Linked DNA regions of Homo sapiens: region 2 is linked to region 1. Evidence: chromatin contacts called from ENCODE Hi-C or POLR2A ChIA-PET data. All regions are on one chromosome and are shown on one strand. The core of a region is the stretch at or near the end of the contact, and the rest is flanking DNA. Distances in the headings are between cores, read along the strand shown. Region 1 holds the start of LINC02068 (long intergenic non-protein coding RNA 2068). Region 2 holds the start of NCEH1 (neutral cholesterol ester hydrolase 1).

What was found. A loop is a pair of places that touch in the nucleus more often than their neighbours do. ChIA-PET counts read pairs that join two places held with the same protein, here RNA polymerase II (POLR2A). Pooled maps may share reads with other maps.
Region 2: a loop to region 1 is called in a map of mammary epithelial cell, with 2.7 times the contacts of the local background. The contact joins the promoter of NCEH1 here to the promoter of LINC02068 in region 1. A Hi-C loop is called at or near these places in 1 of 168 maps with a recorded cell type or tissue (mammary epithelial cell), 2 of 37 single-sample maps with no recorded cell type and 14 of 50 pooled maps. POLR2A ChIA-PET finds 5 or more read pairs at or near these places in 1 of 52 experiments (PC-9).

Annotation. Positions count from the first base shown.
Region 1 is chr3:172,593,310-172,597,395 of GRCh38, forward strand. It overlaps LINC02068 (long intergenic non-protein coding RNA 2068), which reads right to left and starts at 2,298. Exons shown (of 4, transcript NR_146714.1): 1 at 2,094-2,298; 2 at 1,152-1,272. RefSeq lists an enhancer at 1-41 and a silencer at 2,810-3,104.
Region 2 is chr3:172,709,171-172,713,256 of GRCh38, forward strand. NCEH1 (neutral cholesterol ester hydrolase 1) reads right to left here and starts at 1,897. Exons shown (of 5, transcript NM_020792.6): 1 at 1,677-1,897. The coding sequence starts at 1,814. RefSeq lists enhancers at 1,349-2,548, 1,678-1,947, 1,869-2,163, 2,208-2,347.

The DNA of each region.
Region 1 (4,086 bases), core at 1,048-3,547:
TTACTTTTGCCAGGAAGCCAGGATATCTAAGGCTCCTGGGGCTCCGTGTGTACCTGAGCGGCTGCTCTGCCAAGACTCCCCATAGCTCTGTGTATCTGACTGAAGGCCCTAGTGGAGTGGGTTCATGAGGGGATCTCCTGACCCAAGAGTAGCAACGATCCATGGGAGAAGCATTGGTCCGCAGGGTCGCTCATTCACTCACGGCTTCCCTGGATGGGGAGGTTCCCCTGGCTCCATGTTTCTCCCGTGTGGGCGGTTGTCCTGCCCTGCTTTTCTCCATTCTCCATGGGTCAGGTTGTTTTCTTGATGAATTCCAACATGTGTATCTGTATGTTTCGGTTGAAAGTGCAGTATTTACTCGCCCCATCTATTTCTCTCTGTGAGAGCAGTACACACTAGCTGCTTCTGGTTGAGCGTAAGAAAAATAAATGCCCTTTTAATGTGTTTGCTAGAAGATAGAAAACATTGCAAAGAACAGAGTAGAATTCATATTCTTAAAAACAAATATGAAAACTTATTCTACTTTCCTTCTTTACCAATGAAAATAAACATATTTATTGTCCTCAATGCACTTTTTTCTTTGAAATAATAACTCCTCAGAAAGACCGTTGCAGTTAAGAATATCAGCTGTCACACAGAGCTAAATCCTTTTAATTGTGAATTTTTTCCCCACAAAGCATGATGAACTACGTCTTGACAGGGCAGGCAAAGTATTAAAGTAAAATATTTTTCCCCACATTTTATTTTTCTTTTCTTTCTTTCTTTCCTTTTTTTTTTTTTTTTTTTTTTTGAGATGGAGTTTCACTCTTGTTGTCCAGGCTGGAGTGCAATGGCGTGATCTCAGCTCACTGCAACCTCCACCTCCTGGGTTCAAGCAATTCTCCTGCCTCAGCCTCTGGTGTAGCTGGGATTACAGGCACACGCCACCACGCCTGGCTAATTTTTGTATTTTTAGCAGAGATGGGATTTCACCACATTGGCCAAGCTGGTCTCAAACTCCTGACCTCAGTGATCCATCTGCCTCAGCCTCCCAAAGTGCTGGGATTACAGGTGTGAGCCACTGCGCCCAGCCCCCATTTTCTGAGGTGAAATGAAGGAAGAGTTAATCATTCATGCTCCTTTTCTTGGGTTCAGCTGCCATCCTTACTTACCTCTGATGGAGGACTAGGGATTTCTGGGACTTGAACTCCTGTTATAGAAGGTCAGATTAGCCTTAAGCTGAACAGCAGCAGCTACCTGGGCCTTTCTCCCCTGAATAAAAGTTCTGAAGATCTAAAATGAAAATATGAAAGGAAAGAAATTATCAAGTTCTGTCTACTAAATATCTCAGTGGATTTCCTACCTCAACTGGTAGATTTGTCTTAAGGCCTTTGTTTGGAGTGTTTTCCTACAAGTCTCAAAGTCTAACAAAAGCAGGCGTTCCCGGTCAAGCTCTGCCAAATTCACCACGTGACCTAGGACCTGAAGTGAACTTTCGTTTCTCCTGTTCTCTCTCTTTCCGACCTTCCCTCCCCGCCAAGGCAATGCAGACAGGGACTCAATATATTATTTTGAGTTCTCCATAGGAAAAGAATTATTATTAAAACAATAAGCTCTCAAGATAAATACCTTTATATAATGTATATACATTCATATATACATGAGTATATACTAGCTTTCATATCTGTATTCTTTTTTTTCTTTCTCACCCAGAACTCAAGAAGACATGCCTGTATCCCTTTTTTTTTTCTCTTTTGAGATGAAGTTTCACTCTTGTTGCCCAGGCTGGAGCGCAATGGCGCAATCTCAGCTTACTGTAACCTCCACCTCCTGCATTCAAGCAATTCTCCTGCCTCAGCCTCCTGAGTAGCTGGGATTACAGGCGCCCACCACCACGTCTGGCTAATTTGTGTATATTTAGTAGAAATGGGGTTTCACCATGTTGACCAGGCTGGTCTTGAACTTCTGACCTCAGGTGATCCACCCGCCTCGGCCTCCCAGTGTGCTGGGATTACAGGCATGAGCCACCGCACCCGGCCCAACATGTCCGTATTCTCAAAGCTATAGAGGTGTCTTTGCTATTTTGTTCTCTTAGGTAAGAACCGGGTCCTCACCTTACACTTTATTCCTCAGGTGAAGAGACTCTGTGTGTGTCCATTCAGGGAAGCATGAGAGCATTTGATTTCAGCTGAGCAGGTTTAGTCATCTAGGAGCTGCTCTCTTAAGTGTTTAACACAATCGTTAACTAACTAAAACTTGCAGGAAATTAATCTGGAATTTCCCAGTAATTACATGTTTTAGATAAGTTTTTGAATTGAGTCCAAGATGATGTGATAGTGCATGTTCATAATTAACTAAGAAACTGAGAAAAGCTTTCTTAATCTAAAAACAAAGCCAAAAATCTTTCCATGCAAGGAAAGAAAATCTTAATTGATTAACTCATTAATAGAGCAGGGAAAAGAAAACAAAAGCAAAAGCAAAAAAACTAACTTGAGATATAGCTGAACTCATAATGTGTATTTGTTTTTATTTCCAGTTGCTGCTTACCATTAGCTGTGCAAGACCAAAGGATTTTGTGCTTTCTCTTGCCTAGTAATTGTTCAGTCCAAAATTTAACCATGTTGTTTTTGTGTTATTACCAGGAGCAAGAGGACATGTGTATTGGTGAGAGAAGAGGGGTGAGGAGTCAGGGATAAGATGAATCTGATTAACTTCAGGGGTTATTAGAATAAATCTTGTAGGCTTGGAGAATCTTGTAGGCTTGGAGAATCTAGAGTTCTATGAGAAATGGTAAGCAGACTTCATAAATCCTGTCTGCGTTGCTGCTATGATCTTGGCCTTCCCCTGACATACTCCCAAGAAATAGAAACGAATAGAAATAGAAATCTAATAGAACTAGAAATAGAAATATTTCCCAAGAAATAGAAAGTAAAACTGACAAAGCCAATGCAAAGAAATCAGTTCGGAAGCTGTTAATTTTCACACGATCTGTGTTCAGTAACCGCCCTCTATCGGCTCTCCTGAATAGCACACTATATGGGACGGAGAATCTGAAAGGCCTTTTTGCTGGTTTTCTTACTAACAGAGAGTTCATAAACCAGGATCTTCTTCAGCCTCCAAGGTAAGGAAATGTGTGATCTCCAAGCTCCCTCTTGTATGTATTGTGAACGCCACTGTCAGAAGAGAAACACCAAAGTTATTCACCTGGAAATGTTGCAGTATGAAGACCATGTATTTGATGGAGAGGTTATTTAAATGGTAACTTTGTTAATGAATTTCTTTGCTAACTTTCCCTGCTTTATTTTCATGCCAAAAACCAGAGAGGTACAGAGAACAGAACTCGGCACCACAGTCTAAAAGTGTTAAGTTTCAGGCACAACACTGCTGTTTTTGAGCTGTGGGTCCTCAGACAAGCCATTTTAGCTTTCCGAGCCTCAGTTTCCCACTTGCCTGCTTCTTCACCACTTCCTGGGGTGATAAGAGAAGACCAAATGATATGTTTGTGAAGGTGCTTTGCCACTCATGTACCCTATGCAGACCCTATTATTAGTAGTACTTTATAAAAGTAAGACATCATTTTCTCATTTACAGGACTGAGGATTAGAAAGAATAATGCTGGGTTTCTGGCTGCCTCCGCTTTTGAGGGCCTAGGAGGCATTCTGACCTAAAGAGAGTAGGCAGTGGAGTCAGACATAAATGTAAACACTGTTAGTGTGACCTTTGCAGATCATCTGTCTGCCCTGTGCTTCTATTATGCTATCTATCTGCAAAGTAAAGAACTTCTTTACAAAATGCCTCATACAAGTGTGAATACAACAAACAAGCTCCATCTCTAAAGTTCTTCATAGAAAACAGAATTATAAGACGCACTCAGTATCCAAGGATAAATGATACCAGGAAAGGGCCAAAGTTAATTAATCCTCTTACAATAAAGAGCATATTTCAAGGTAAATAATAAAAATAATTATCTTAAAATTAACAAAATGTATATGGTTATTTGCAACTATGCATTAATTCTTAGCCCAAAGAATGTTGAGGAGTTGATTTGGCATGAAGAGGACACATTTTCTTGGACAAAATTATAGGATGGCACAGTGCGACTTTGTT
Region 2 (4,086 bases), core at 647-3,146, 120 kb after region 1:
TAGCTGGGAAAGAAAAGCTTTTCTCCAAACCTAGCTTGTCCGAGATTAACTTATGATGGAGAAGACTTCTTTGGTGACCTGAAAACTAAGAATAATCTCTGCAGCCAACACAGCAGTTTGATCTTTTTCCTGTTTTCCTCTGTTTAAGTTATTGTAGTAGACCATTAACCCACCCAGGTAAACATCACTGTTCCTCAATCTTTGAAGGGTATTACTTTCAAATTACATAATTTCATGGGGGAGGAGAGGGAATGCAAGGCTTCCTACAACAAGACTGACTTTCTTGACACCAGTGCTAAAGAAGGGGATGATCATTTTCACCATGTCAACATTATAGGAAGCAAGAGGAAAAGAAGGGGGGCAGGGGTCTATAGCTTCATAGACCTTTCCTAAGAGACAAAAGGGGCTTTGGAGGTGAGAATGTGGCTGAATTCAGGAAAAGCAAATCCACGCTAGGAATGTGCTGCAATATCCTAGTAAGGGGACTTTTCATAGGATAAAGCCCCACAGATTATGTAATCCTACACATAATGAGTGGACAGGGAACAGGAACATAAACCCTCTGGGAAAATCATGACTTTTTTAAAATCAGCTTTCTCAGGTTGAAATGATTTTTTTTCTCTTTCTCTAGTTGTCATTTCTGAAAGAAAGAGTTTATAAAAATATTCTGAGATTAAAGCCCAAGGTTGTGGGGAGGGAGGAGGCTTGGTTTTGGAGAAGGTTAGAGTTTAGATAGAGCAGGCTGCTCAGAAATACTGTCCAATCAGAGGGCTCAGCCTTGGCTGCAGACTGTAGTTTAGATTTTAGATTCTCTGACACTAAAAATAATGCCTCTTACCATGGAATAAACCAGAGACAGTTATATTTTCCTGTGTATGGAAGGAATGAACACACGCCCATGATACAGTGGAGAGAAATGTTACCCTCCCAGGTTAAGGCAGGTAACCTCGCTCAGGAAAAGGTTATCTGACAGCCAAGGACATAAAATAAATGCTGCAGGGCAAGCAGAAAACATGCATCATGCAAACCAGGGCTGCCGCCTCCTCACCTCCTTTCAGCCAGCCCAGCCTCCCAGTCCTCTTTCTTGGGCTGAGCTGAGATCTGCCTCGGGTGAAACGAGAGATCCCTATGGTTCCTCAAGTGCTTGGATGGAGAGCCCTGCCTGCTGTCTCCGGGAACGGAGCGCTCCACAGCCTGGGGACATTGCGAGACTGCCCTTGCCTGCTTCTGCTTCTAAGGTGGCTGCATTCCCAGGAACCAGAGCCTGCTTTTCCCGAGCTCTCCTAAAAATATTTATCCTCTGCCGGTCCCTATGGGAGAACGACAGTGTGAAGAAGGGTGGTTTATAAACTGCTTAAGGATTTGCCTTTTGACGTTGCAAACCAAGGAAGAGGAAGATATTTAGGACAGACGAAGGTTTAAACAGTTGTCAAATTCTATTCAAGCACTTCTTCCCCGTCACAAACGCAGACGGGGAAATGCAGATCTAGCCCGCTGCTAGCAAGGAGGCGAATGCGATACCCTGAAAATTCCCGACTGGACCACCTCAAAAAGCGACAGCCTCAATGCATTAGGAAAAACCTGCGTTTTCGTGGAACCCGGCGGAGGAATTTTGTATCCCCTTCAAATATTGCGTAAGAGGAGGAAGAGAGAAGCAGCGCTGGGCTGCACCTCACCACTTGCTGTGCACCCCGGAAAGTGGCGTCCAGCAGCATCAGCTTCCAGGGGTCGGACACGGAGCCAGGCAGCGGGATGTAGACGTAATAGGCGGCCAGCGCCACCAGGGCGGTGAGCAGGACACAGGACGACCTCATCTTGCCCTGGCTCGGCTCGCCAGCGGGCTGGCAAAGAGGAAAGGGCGATACCACCCGGAGACCTCCGGCAACTTTCTGCCCGCGGCAGCTGCTCATTCACGCGTTTCTTATAAGCCCAGGAGCCAATCAGAGGCTGCGTCGGGAGGAAGTTGGAGCGCGGACATGCCCCCTCTACGGTGTCCTTGCAAAGTGTGGCAGTCACTACAGGTTTGAGGAAGGCTCTGTCGCTGCTCTGGCCGTAGGCACAGCGGACTCTGGAGGACACTGGTTTGTACTGCATGCGTGTGAGGATGGCTTTCCTCCTGGAAGGTCTCAAACGGAAAATAGTTTCAGTGTGACGAGTCTCTGGACAAAGCAAGTGGGTCATTCTGACTCAGAGTACTGAGAAAGGATATAAAAATTCTGTTTTCTGGAGCCAGACTTGGAGTGGTTTGTAAGTTCTAGCTGATATATGGCAAAAGAAGATATTAAATTCTTCTGGCTCAAGCAATGAAAGGCCAGTAGTACATCTAGCACCCAAGTCTTGGTTTCTAAATCCTATGCTCCAATAAGAGGAACCACGGCTTTTTGACACAACCTCTGGAGAAAAGGCTGATACCAGGGCTGGGGCTGTAAAGTACAAGATGAACCTGTTGTGCCAGAGATGCGGAAGTGCTCAAAAAATGATAGGAACTGGTCAAAGGTCCACAGCTGCCAGCTTGAAGGGTCTCCCAGTGGCTGAAGCTGGGATAATTTTACCATCAATATAAATCATCATAATGGATAACCCATTGATTAAAATAAAACTCAACAATCTATATTAATATAAATAAATGAGGAAAGAAGAAAGGCTTTTCTTAAAATAGAATGCCAGCTAGTATCCATAGAAAATCATAAATGAATGCTAAAACTAGAGGGTAAAAATTTGACACAGAATTTTGGTCCTTCATCAGAAGATCTCTCCACAAATTACTACAAAGGGAAAAAATAATAACTTTTTATTGGAGAAACGTGTGGATATCACCTGAAAAATTCTTTCAGTGAGTCAATGGTAGCAGAAATACACTTAAACCCAGATTTCTTGTTAATGATTGGGGGTGAGGAGGGGTGGGTGAGTACTGAATGGGAGAGAGAAAACTTCACTAGCAAAATTTCAACCAGAAATCCAGAAGGAAAACAGTTAGAAGACCTGTTTCAAGAAAGTGGTAGGATGACAACTCCAAACTTATTGATGAAGGTCTTAAAACACCTAGTATATATAATTATGCATCTTAAGATGGTAATTTTAATTTAATCAAATTAATAGAAGTGAAATAACCATAAATTTGGTTCTGATAATGAGATTTTTAGGAAACAGTTGGCTTCTTCTTCAACATTGAAGGAAAACTGATAAGAAGGGCACACTTTCATGGTATTTCAAGCAAGTTCTCTCTCTCTTTTTTTTTTGTTTTGTTTGTTTTTGGTGTTTGTTTTTTGTTTTTTTTGAGACGGAGTCTTGCTCTTTTCGCCCAGGCTAGAGTGCAATGGCACGATCTCAGCTCACTGCAACCTCCACCTCCTGGGTTCAAGCAATTCTCTTGCCTCAGCCTCCTCAGTAGGTGGGATTACAGGTGCCCACCACCACACCTGGCTGATTTTTGTATTTTTAGTAGAGATGGGGTTTCACCATGCTGGCCAGGCTGGTCTCAAACTCCTGACCTTGTGATCTGCCCACCTCAGTCTCCCAAAGTGCTGGGATTACAGGCATGATCCACGGCACCTGGCCTCTCTCTCTCTCTCTCTCTCTCTCTCTCTCTCTCTCTCTCTCTCTCTCTGTCTTTTAAGTTACTGGTTAAACTCATAACTCTAAACAGATAGGAATGTTTATGTTTATGTTTGTGTGTGAGTATATGTGTAGAAAATTAGAAGCTATTCTTTTTTTTTTTGAGATAGAGCATCGCTCTTGTCACCCAGGCTGGAGTGCAATGGTGCAATCTTGGCTCACTGCAACCTCTGCCTCCCGGGTTCAAGCCATTCTGCCTCAGCCTCCCGAGTAGCTGGGATTTCAGATGCCTGCCACTAAGCCCAGCTAATTTTGTATTTTTAGTAGAGACAGGGTTTCACCGTGTTGGCCAGGCTGGTCTTGAACTCCTGACTTCAGGTGATCCACCTGCCTCAGCCTCCAAAAGTGCTGGGATTACAGGTGTGAACTACCACGCCCAGCCAGAAGCTAATCTTTATGGGTGATTAGGAATAATCCTGGAGATATAAACCAAGCTGACTACTGGATTTAGTTACATTACTTGCTTTCAGG